Regions from separate parts of the Homo sapiens genome. Here region 1 is linked to region 2. A link is a loop called in an ENCODE intact Hi-C map of the cell type or tissue named here. Cell type or tissue: ovary. All regions are shown on one strand. Each heading gives the region's core, and the rest is flanking DNA. Links, peaks and the distances in the headings are about the cores only. Region 1 overlaps KCNIP1-OT1 (KCNIP1 overlapping transcript 1). Region 2 holds the start of C5orf58 (chromosome 5 open reading frame 58).

What was found. Hi-C counts contacts between places; a loop is a spot of excess contacts. Peaks named below come from ENCODE experiments on the same cell type or tissue, not always from the same donor. Only the 100,000 strongest peaks of a DNase experiment are listed, where the experiment ranks them.
Region 1: it touches region 2 in a loop (4-fold over the local background); 6 of 110 quality-filtered maps call a loop at or near these places.

The regions. Positions count from the first base shown.
Region 1 is chr5:170,404,435-170,409,812 of GRCh38, reverse strand. All of the region lies in intron 1 of KCNIP1-OT1 (KCNIP1 overlapping transcript 1), which reads right to left. It also overlaps a transcript of KCNIP1 not described here. Among named protein-coding and RNA genes, the nearest start is that of KCNIP1-OT1, 18 kb to the right of the region's middle. In ovary, for the core only: no CTCF peak of the experiment used is centred there; no DNase peak of the experiment used is centred there.
Region 2 is chr5:170,229,837-170,235,214 of GRCh38, reverse strand. C5orf58 (chromosome 5 open reading frame 58) reads right to left here and starts at 2,230. Exons shown (of 4, transcript NM_001102609.3): 1 at 2,208-2,230; 2 at 1,017-1,100; 3 at 145-238. The coding sequence starts at 238. In ovary, for the core only: no CTCF peak of the experiment used is centred there; no DNase peak of the experiment used is centred there.

The sequences.
Region 1 (5,378 bases), core at 314-5,313, 170 kb before region 2:
GAGGCACACTGAGGGTATGTAACTCAACCAAATTCCTCAGCTCTTAGCAGCACACAGGGCCAGGCCTCGCCCATGTGAATACTTTGTAGAACTGGCATAAGACACCCTGCTGTCGGTGGAATTCCAGGGACCATGGCTTAGTAGAGTGGCACAGGCTGGGCCCCCCTTGTCATCTTGGCCTGGAGCTCTGGAACGGGCCATAAGCCACACAACCCTACATGGCGATCCTGGTGGCAGGGGTGGATTGGAACCCAGACTGCCTCAAGAGCCTGTGCGTGTCACTACTGCACAACCCTGCCTCTGTGAACTTATTCATGGGGTACTGTTTGTTCCCAAGTTACAAGAGCAAAGCCGTGGGATGGAGAAGTGACTTGAACTTGTTGGCTTGCTGAGAGCAACTGGACACATGAGTTCACACCCACATTGCACACATTGTGACCCCAGGTCTAATCCCTGAGGGCAACTTTTTGAGGCCTCAAGACCCTGAAGGCAGGTGGTCCCAGGGGAGTGTCCTGATGGATTTTTGTAAATTATGAACCCACTCCCAGCCAAGGAGGACAGTGGTGACACAGCCAAGTTTGAGATTTCAACTTCAGGAGATGGCATGAGGGCAGAGGAATGGCACAGTCTTGAGCATCAGCCAGACCAGTGTTCACATCCTGGATCTGCCTCTTAGGTCTGTGTGAGCTCGGGTGCATCAGTAATCAGGCTGAGTCTGGAGATGAACAGTCACTGATTGTTGGGTCCCTAGAATAGAGCCTCTCCCCGTACTGCCCCTCCCGCCTCTGCAGCCCTGAGGGTTGCTCACTGGCAAACCCCACCTGCTTGCCCACTTTGCAGTGCCTGGGGAGTGTGTGCTATTGATGGCACCTTTAGAGACCAGGTGTTCCAGGACTGAAATGTTTCCAGAGCAGCCTGACTTTCCCTCCAGCACCTTCCTTCTTCCTTCAAATACCCACGCAAAAAGACCCACCGCCTGACTGAGCCTTCACTCTGCTGCTCTTTTTCTGTGCATTCTTTTTTCTTTTCAGCTAAGGTTTTTTTGACAAGGGCCGCAGTGACAGCAGAGAAAGCGTTCTTCAAGAAGCCAGGGGGTATTTAAAATACAAGTTTTCCTTTATGCCAATAAGAAATACCAAATACCCCAAACCACCACCTTCATTTCACTCAAACTATGCCAATTACTTTCTCTCATCGCCCGAGAAGGATAGGAATGCATTTGGAATTGGACAATTTCCTCTCTGTCTGACACATGGAAAGCAGCTAGGGACAAGTGTGCTTCTGCGAGGTGTTTTTCCCCCTCCTAGTTTGGGGTGCAGGATGATTCTGCTCACGCTCTTGGAAATCACAGACACCTGGCTCCTATTAAATTACATGACAATGAGCTCATTCAGTCAGCCCGTGGTGAGAGCAGATTACAGACCAGGATCTGGCTGAGCCATGGAGATTCCCTGAGGATTAACAGCTTGCATTCAAGCAACTGGTCTCCCTCCAATGGCCCTGCTCTATCTAACTGAGGCTCTTACGAGCCAAGAACTCTTCCATAAACAGTTCTCTGCCAGTCAATAATTTGAATCTCCTTCTATCATCTAGTAACCATCTTTTATCTAACAATTCCCTCCTCCAATTAATGCCATCCACTATTGACTACTGTGGGATTTCAAGATAACATTAACAGCCAAATGACAACAGCTAGCATTTGAGTTTTATCTCATGAGCTACTCTAAATGGTCCACTCATATTACCACCCTTAATCTGTTCTAGAAGCTAAAAACTATTATCCTGCCCAGGTTACAGGTGGGAAAGTTGAGGCTGAGAGAGATTAAGCTATTTGACTTAAGTCACACAGCAGAGTAAGTTGTGCTTCAACAAAGCCCATGCTTTTTGAGGGACACCCCTATAGCTAAGATGCCACCATAGTTTGAAGGTCACTGTCACTACGCCACTGAAGATGAGGTAGTGTTTTGAGCAAACAGTATAATTTACACCCATAAATCCGCTATGACATGTTTGGAACCTGAGCAGGAATGTGACACATTTTCAGATTGGGCACTTGTTCTGTCAATAATGTCCAAGTTTGCCCTGCCCTCAGGAAGCGTGTTGGGTGGTTGGAAGTCAAGACTAGCAAATGTAAAATGATGACAGAAACAACACAAGGCAGATCCTAAAATGTGTTCTGAAATTTATAAATACTGTAGGGCAATGCTTTCCAAAGTGCATTCTATAGAAATGCAGTTCCCTGTAGTATTAACATGTCTTTAAAAAATATTCAACAGTCACAAATATGATAATAGTCTTTGTGTTCAAGGATTGGGATTGTTGGTAAAAATTTCAAACCTCCCTATCTTTACATAGCATTTAAAAAAATTTTTTTGTTACACTTATGGATAGAAGGAAATAAAAGTATCAGCCAAGGCAGACAGTACCCTTACCTTTCTAAATTCCTGCCCATCCTTAGATCTATAAATGTTTCTCCCATTCCCAGCAGCTGCACCCACCTTAGTTGTGGGAAAGCACCTGCAATCCTTGTCTTTCTTGTTACGCAACATGATGGGGCACAGACCCAGCCCTGGGGTCCTTAACCATGGCACGTGCAGCTTCCCCCGCTAGCAGTAGCATGCTGTCACTCTTAACTCGTCTATGGTTAGCTGGTCCGTGGTGTGGACAGGCAAGGGCTGCTGCCCACCATGCGCACCACAGACCCTAGGCTGTTTCCCAGTGTCAGTTCCTCAAAATCACCCCCAAGGCTCCATGCTGCTCTGAGGACTCCATTAGCTGAGGATTTCATAGGCTGAGTATCTTGCGAGCAAGAGAACAGTATGGACTTCTTGGTCTTGAAAGCTGCTGAATGGTGCTGGGTTGAGTCTGAGGAAGCTGATGCCCCCACATCTCTTGGGGTTTTTATTTGGGGTCTCCAGCTTTGGGATCTTCTGTTGACACTCATGGCACAGATTTGGGCCCATGGCCTTGCCTCCTGCCTGGCCTTGGACCTCATGAATGCGGAAGGCCTGGGGTTCTCCAAGCTCTAGGCAGGAAGCAGATTCCTCTCTGTGCAAAGACCCTCCAGGCCTCGGAATGAGGAAGGAGCCTAAGAGGGAGAGGGTGTGAACCTTCTGGGGCCGACATAGGAAGAAGAGAGGGATGCTGATGTGGGAGGAGAAATAAACCGCTTTCCTGGGTATGAGGGCTAGTAAGCTTACTGGCCCCTGCTGAAGGTCTTCCAGGCCATGCTGCCTTGAACAGGCCACTCACCTCTTGTGCCTGAGCCACTTTTTAAATTCAGTAGGTGTAATTATTGCTACCTGCCATTTCTTGTCAAAATCCTTATAATAACCCTGTATGGGTTATTATGTCCATTTTAGAGATGGAAAAACCAAGGCACAGAGCAGTCAAGTAACTTGGCCACATTTACACGACCAATAATGGGTAGGTGATTTGAGGCTGAGTGTGTTGAACTCCAGAGCCCTTGCCCTCAAATGCTATACACACAAGCTCTCCAGCTTACTCTTCATTTATTTGCTCAAAGGGCCAGTCCTCTTTTAACTTCCAGACCCACGGATCCGTGATTTTCCATAAACGTACCCCCAATCTCTCTCCCACCAACTCACTGCTCATGGTGATCCCAATTTCCCTTATATTAGAGCCAAATATTTTTAGAAAATCTTCAATGAAGCTTGTTATCTAGGAGGAAAACATAGTAACTATAAATGCAATTATCAGTTAGCTGGTGTTTTAGACAAACAAGGAACTGAGGAAGTAAAAGAGGAGACAGATAAGTTTTGAGGAAGTGGAAGAGGTGTCTGGCTGAAATGTCAAGCCCGGAGAAACGGGCAGGGGAGAGGTATTCTAGCCCCTAGTCTCTATCTGGATGTGGGACAAATCTTGGTGTTGCCAATCACACAAGGTTTCCATGAGAATCACATGGAAACATGATTGAGCAGGGGCTGGTAACACAGCTGTGGAAAGGGACTGTGAGAGCCAGCCTGGGATGGGAGCTCGTCTGTGATACCACCTGCTCCCCAGCTCAGGGTGCAGGTGTTACCATCACTGGTCCAGGAGACTCCTCATCCAGTCTCACATGGACAAGAAGATCACAGGGGCCTGAACCAATCGTTATGTACCACAGAACTGACTGTCAGAGAACAATGACCACAGACACTAATACTTTTGCCCAAGGAAGGGTCTGCCCAGTTGTGCTTCATTCCAGCTTCCTGGCATGAGGCACCAGGAAAACAAAATGAATCAAGAGAAGCCAGGAGGCCCTGCAAGGATGCCTGAGTCCAGGCTGCTGCTGAGAATCCCTCTTCTCAGCTGGGCACAACGGCTCAGGCTGATAATCCCAGCACTTTGGGAGGCCAAGGTGAGCAGATCACCTGAGGTCAAGAATTCAAGACCAGCCTGGCTAACCTGGCGAAACCCTGTCTCTACTAAAAAATTAAAATATACTAATAATTAACTGGGCATGGTGGTGGTGCCTGCAGTCCCAGCTACTTGGGAGGCTGAGGTAGGAGAATCGCTTGATACCTGGAGGCGGAGGTTACAGTATGCCGAGATTGCACCACTGCACTCCACCCTGGGCAACAGAGCAAGACTTCATCTCAAAAAAAAAAGAAAAGAAAATCCCTTTTCTCTCTGTGGCTGGAGGTAAAGCAGCATAATTTTGCAGGGCAATTTGGCATATGTATTATTTAATCCATATTTCTTTCATTTATCAGAATATCAAAAACCATTTATGCCTGGTTGAATCCACTTCTGGGAGTCTATCCCAAGGAAACAATCAAAATTACAGAAATACCTGTCTGCATCAAGATGTTCCATGCAGCTTTATTTATGTGCTGGAGAACCGGAAGTCATCTTTATGTTTAATAATTGGGAGATGCTTAAGTAAACTGTAGTCTGTCTACTATCCAAATAATGTCATGAATCCTTTGTATTAGTAAGGAAAAAATCATAATGCGATAATAAATTAAAAATGGAAAGGTAAAAAACTTCACGCAGTCCTGATAGATTGCAAAAATGGCCACAATATTTTGTAGTTCCTCCATCAAGAAATAAACTTTCTTTACCCCACTGAGTCTGGGCTAGCCTCATGATCTGCTTGGACCAATCAAATGCTTGTAAGTGACAGTGTGAGTTTCAAGCTTGGACCTCTAGAGGACTTGCAGCTTCTGCTTTCCCTACTGCTTCTGCATCTTGTCACCATGAGAACAGGCTCGTCTAGCCTGCTGAGAAACACATGGCATAGTCACTAGCCTGTCACCCATGATAGCCAGGCAACCACCTGACACAAGGGAGGCCCCTGGGACCGACTGACTGCAAGTACATGAGTGATCCTAGCTGAGATCAGCCTAGCCCAGCCCAGAAGAACCACTCAGCAG
Region 2 (5,378 bases), core at 66-5,065:
ACTTACACTGAAAACATTTGTTAAGAAATAGAGAAATCCTAATTAGTGGGCAAAATTTACTTATACCCCAGCAGAAACACAAACTGGCTCTATCATTTATTTTATAACAATGACATGCAAACATTTTAGTGATTCAATACTTACCTTTTATCTTCTTCAACTCCGAAGAAATTGTGTTAATATTTTTAATTACTTTGTCCACATTTAGCTTATGATCAGTAACACGCTTCTTACCCATCTGATTTTAAAAGAAAAACAGAAACAATGTATAAATCAGTATTTATGTGTACTTTTAAAATACTTACATTTTCAGTATTTCTATAAATCTGTTATTTCAGAAATAATTATGAAACAAATCTTTATAAATGGTTAGAATTCTAACATCAAAAGGCATTAATGTGTTATGTAATATTTTTCCAACTAAAAACTCCAACTGGAATTTGTAGGATGAGGTTCCTTCCTCAATCAAACCATATCCACAAGATAGGGCTTACAATGGAAATGAAGATGTCCCCTTTTCAGAAAGCCTCAGCCCTTATAAACTACCTTACAATTTAGCGTTTGTGTTAAGATCTTCTCTAATTTTGTTTATGTAAGTCCATGTCTTTTTCTAACTTATTCTTGAATAACAGGGCCCACATATGATTTAAGTACACAGTGAAACTCAAAAAAGAATTTTATTCTAATTCATTAAGAGGATAATTCAATTATAATCCACTAAGAGTATGGCAAATGGCTGGTTTGGTTTTGGGAGTTAGAGTAACAGACATTTTAATTTTGGTTAACTGAAATGTATAAATCAACGCATTCCTATGTTATACAGTACCTGTATTTAACCAATTGTGTCAGATACAAATATACAGAGAGGTGGTTCACTAGAAACTAGTCTTAAGCTGTTCAGTCTCTCAAAATGACTTGAAAAACTCCATCTCAATTAGCATACACAACTCCAGCAGTGTGAAAGGTGGGCAGTCATGGGTCAAGCTGCTTGTCCAAAATAATGAAAACAAACTAACCTTTAAGTCAATCCTTGCCTCTACCTTTTCCTGAGCAGGGAGAATTTCTGCAATTTCTCTCATTTCAGAGCCACTGTAAAAAAACTAATTTTGTTTCCCAGACATTAATAAAATGCGCTTTGCATCTACCCCCAAGACCCCATTCTCCAGGATGTCAGCTGCCTTCCTTGGGCATGCCAAACCAAGAGTCAAGTTGCAGGGAAAAAGAAAGATGATATTTTAACAAGGGGTGGAGTGGTGGAATTAAAGAACTTCAAAAACAAGGCAAAAGTTTTTTAAAAATAGTAAAGTAGAAACTAAATGATTTTAGAGCCCAAGACAGTGGCCTCTCTCCACTCTGGTTCTCCTAGGCCCTCGAGCACCCAGCGCGTGGGTGGGGTGAGGGCACAGTGGGGTGCTACACAACAATGTAGCTGGGACTGGACTGGAGGCAGGACAGGTCTGGGTCAAGCCCTCCCCGGGGAGCTCGGCCAGGCCACTACCCAGAAAGGAGAGGCTGCTCCAACAGCAATTCACCGGGAGTGGGGAAGCGGAGACCAGACTGTAGGGGCCATAGGAATGGGGGGTCAGAAGCCAGGATGTCGCTGACTCAAGGCCTGATACCACTAGAGCGCCATCTCCGGGCCACAGGACGCCGCCCAGGCCCTCAGCCCGCAGCCCTGCAGAGCCATCGTTAGCACCGCAGGTTCTACTCTGAAAGCCCAGCCTCCTCCTTGGCCCAACTGACACCTGGGAGGAGCCCCAGATCTTTAGGGCCCTCAGCGACCCAACTGCCCATGAAGACCCCCCAGATCTTTGGGGCCATGAGCGGCCCAACCACCCGCTCAACAGCTAAAGATGGAGCCTGAGGCATCTGGAAGTTTCCACAGTCCTCGCCCTCCCAGACAGGATTTGGAATGAACCTTTGGGGCTTACTAAGTTTCTTGCCAAGTGGACAGGATTAGGGTAATGTAAAATGCCCTCAGAGTGACCCCGGCCTACGGACAGCCACCAGCCGCCAGGCCCACCCAGCCAACCGTCCCCTTCTCGGCCCAACCGACACCCAGGGAGAGGCTCCGAGGCCAGCCCGGCCCACCGCCCACCCGTTGGGTGGTGGAAGGTGGAGCCTCGGGCAGCCTGGAAATTTCAGCGGTCTTCACCCTCCCAAACCAGATTAGGATCCTTCAAGACCGAGCAGCCGTCACTACCCACCTGGCCAACCGTCACCGAGGTTCTGACAGGAGCAGGGAGCCGACGGTGAAGGCGAAGCCGCGCCCCCTGATTGGCCAGCTTCTCCGCCTGCGGCATCCTGGGAGTTGTAGTCCCAGGCAAGGCCCCTACGGAGAAGGTTCTGGATGCCGGGTTACAACTGACTCGCGCGGCCACGTTGGCGGAAAAAGCACTGACATTCCTTACCCCCAGTGTGCCAGGCTTTTGCAACCCTTATCTGCATTTGAGTCGCACAGGATAGCGGTAGCGTTAAGTGCAGACTCTGGAATGAAGCCACTTGGGTTTGAATCCTATTCTATCACCTGCTTAGTTGTATAGATGCAGATAAGCGATTAACTATTCAGAGTGCAGATGTCCTCACCTATCGTATGGAACGATAATAACTGCCTTCCAGTGTTAGTTTGAGGGTTAAGTGAGATAATTCATCAGAGGTGCTTGGCAGATACCAAGTGCTCCATAACTGTTAGCTATTATTTTTCCTATAACATTTTATAGGAATGATAATAGTAAAGAGTAGCATGAATAAAGAGATGAGTTGAGACATGGAAAATGGTTTTTTGCCAAGCTGAGAAGCTGGGATTCGAGCCGTCTTTTGCTTGACTCCAGAGGAATCTCTGCCACTGCAACCTTTGAGGCAGGCCCAAAGATTTTTCTTGGTGCCCTGAGAAATTGAGGAGTTTAGGCTTTCAGCACAAGGTGCTATACAACAAGTCTTTGCGTCTATGCCTCCCCTATAGTACACACCAGCCTCTTGAACCATCACCTTCCTGAAAGCCCACATCACAATTGTTGGGTATTTTATATCCAATTTCCTTCACTTTAACACTGCAGAATTTGTTGTCGAATGCAATTACCTAGATGAGGAGGGACAGAGGAGAACAGAGCTTAATGATAACCAGCTGTATGATCTTAGAAAAGAATATCTTCCTTATTCTGAGTCTCTGTTTCCTTATCTGTTTTCTATTGAGAGGGATGGGCTAAACCAGTAGTTCCTAAATTGTACTAATTGCTGGGCCACTGTTAAGATTCTGTGCTTATGGCACTCATATTATTATTATCTTCTCCTAAACACCTTATTGTCTCCTGTGGTTAACTACAGGGAGTTTCTAAAGGTGAAGAAGTTTTTAATGATAACCAGCTTTGTAAAATACGAAGCTATATTATTGCCTTCATATTTTAAATCTACTTATTTTTAAAATTTAAGTCTACTTAAAAATCTTTATATCACCAGTGTTAAATAGAATAAAACGTAAAGTCAGGCCAGGCACGGTGGCTCGCCTGTAATCCCAGCACTTTGGGAGGCTGAGGTGGGTGAATCACGAGGTCAGGAGTTCGAGACCAGCCTGGCCAACATGGTGAAACCTCGTCTCTACTAAAAATACAAAAAATTAGCTGGACGTAGTGGTGGCCACCTGTAACCTCACCTACTCAGGAGGCTGAGGCAGGAGAATCGCTTGAACCCGGGAGGCAGAGGTTGCAGTGAGCCGAGATCGCACCACTGCACTCTAGTCCAGGTGACAGAGTGAGACTCCATCCCAAAACAAACAAACAAAACTCATAAAGTCATTGGAAAAATAAAGACAGTGAAAATAAGGCATATTTTAATCATGTATATACGCTCGCAACCAGTTGCAGTGTTTTCTGCAGCCTGATCTTTTTTGTTAAAATGGGTTCTTATTAAGTGTTAGAGAAGTGTTAAAGACAGTCTAGCACAAACCAAGACTTTCTTCTTGATATAATTAGAATGACTGAAAGAGTTAAAAGAGGAATACAAATACGGGGAGACCAACATAGGGTAAGCAACATTTATTTCTAAATTAGGACATTAATGTATAAAACCAAGCAAAAAGAACTGGCTTCATTGTATTATAAAAGCAAGGATAATTTAAAATCAAAACAGAAGGAAGAAAATAAAAGGAGGAGGGTCTTAACTTCAGAATAAGACTATCTTGACAGAAAGCTTACAGGATGTATCCTTTCTCCTCCTCACTTATTTTGATGATGAAGAAGTAAAAACTTCTTCACTTTTAGAAACTCCCTGTGGATAACTACAGGAGTAAATAAGGTGCTTAGGAGAAGTAGGTGGGTGGAGATAGCATTAAGACTGAGAATCCTGAAAATCAAGTGATGATGGGCACTGGGGTTGGTAGGCTGGAGTGTCCTATTGTCCCAAGCACACTGAACTCATTTTTGGGTTCCTCAATTGTTTGCAGGAGCTATCATAGCTCTACTACCTGTGAATTGCAATCCACAGGATTTTTGGCAGAATCTAAAGGCCTTGGATCCATCCAAAATGCTGACTGCTTCTTATGAATATATCAAAACTACTGCTATTTGGAATAGATCATCATTAAGCCATTAGTTATTCACAAAGAAAAATCAACTTTGTGTTCCTTTTAAATAAGTGTTCTAAGAGGAATAAAAGAGATTAAAAACTCAGAAAAAGATAGGTTTAGTAATGCATTTCTCTCTATAAAACTGTCTTGGAGCAGTGATGACTACTTATTGCACTGTTTTCTCTACTTAAATAACTATAGATTTTGTCTCTTTGTGTTTTTTTTTCCCTAATAAAATGAAAGTTTAAAAGCATGGTTTGCTACTCAGGGTTAGAGACTTACAGCTAAGGCCCTAAAACAAAATCTATCTTCTTTAATAAGTGTGAAAATACAACACTTTACTGGAACCCAACACAGATTGCAGTTGTTGATTCTAATGTTAATCAAACAAAAGGGATTTAAAAACTGGTAAATGCTCCCATAAATAGAAAAAGGTGCTGCAGACCAGCAAGGTGATCAAGCGTTTTATGGAGTTGAGTGTGTGCACCTCGGCTAATTTTATTACAGATTCTTGACATAAAGTCTTCATTTCCAGGAAAACAAATTGAGTAAATTATCTTACTTCTTCCACTAGATCTCAGGGTTCCCATTTTCCTCCTGTCTGTTCATTATCAATTAAGAGTGCTGGCCTCTGTGTCTAGGGACCAGCTCCCTGCTGGAGCATCAACTCCCTCCTGAACCTGACTTTGTACAACCCTGTGTGCACTAATTTGGGAGGCAGCAACATAAGCATGTGTTGGATCATTACCTGGGGAGCATGACCAGCATTTGAAAGATTAAGCAGATTCCTGTGTACCCGAACAACTATTGCGTTCAC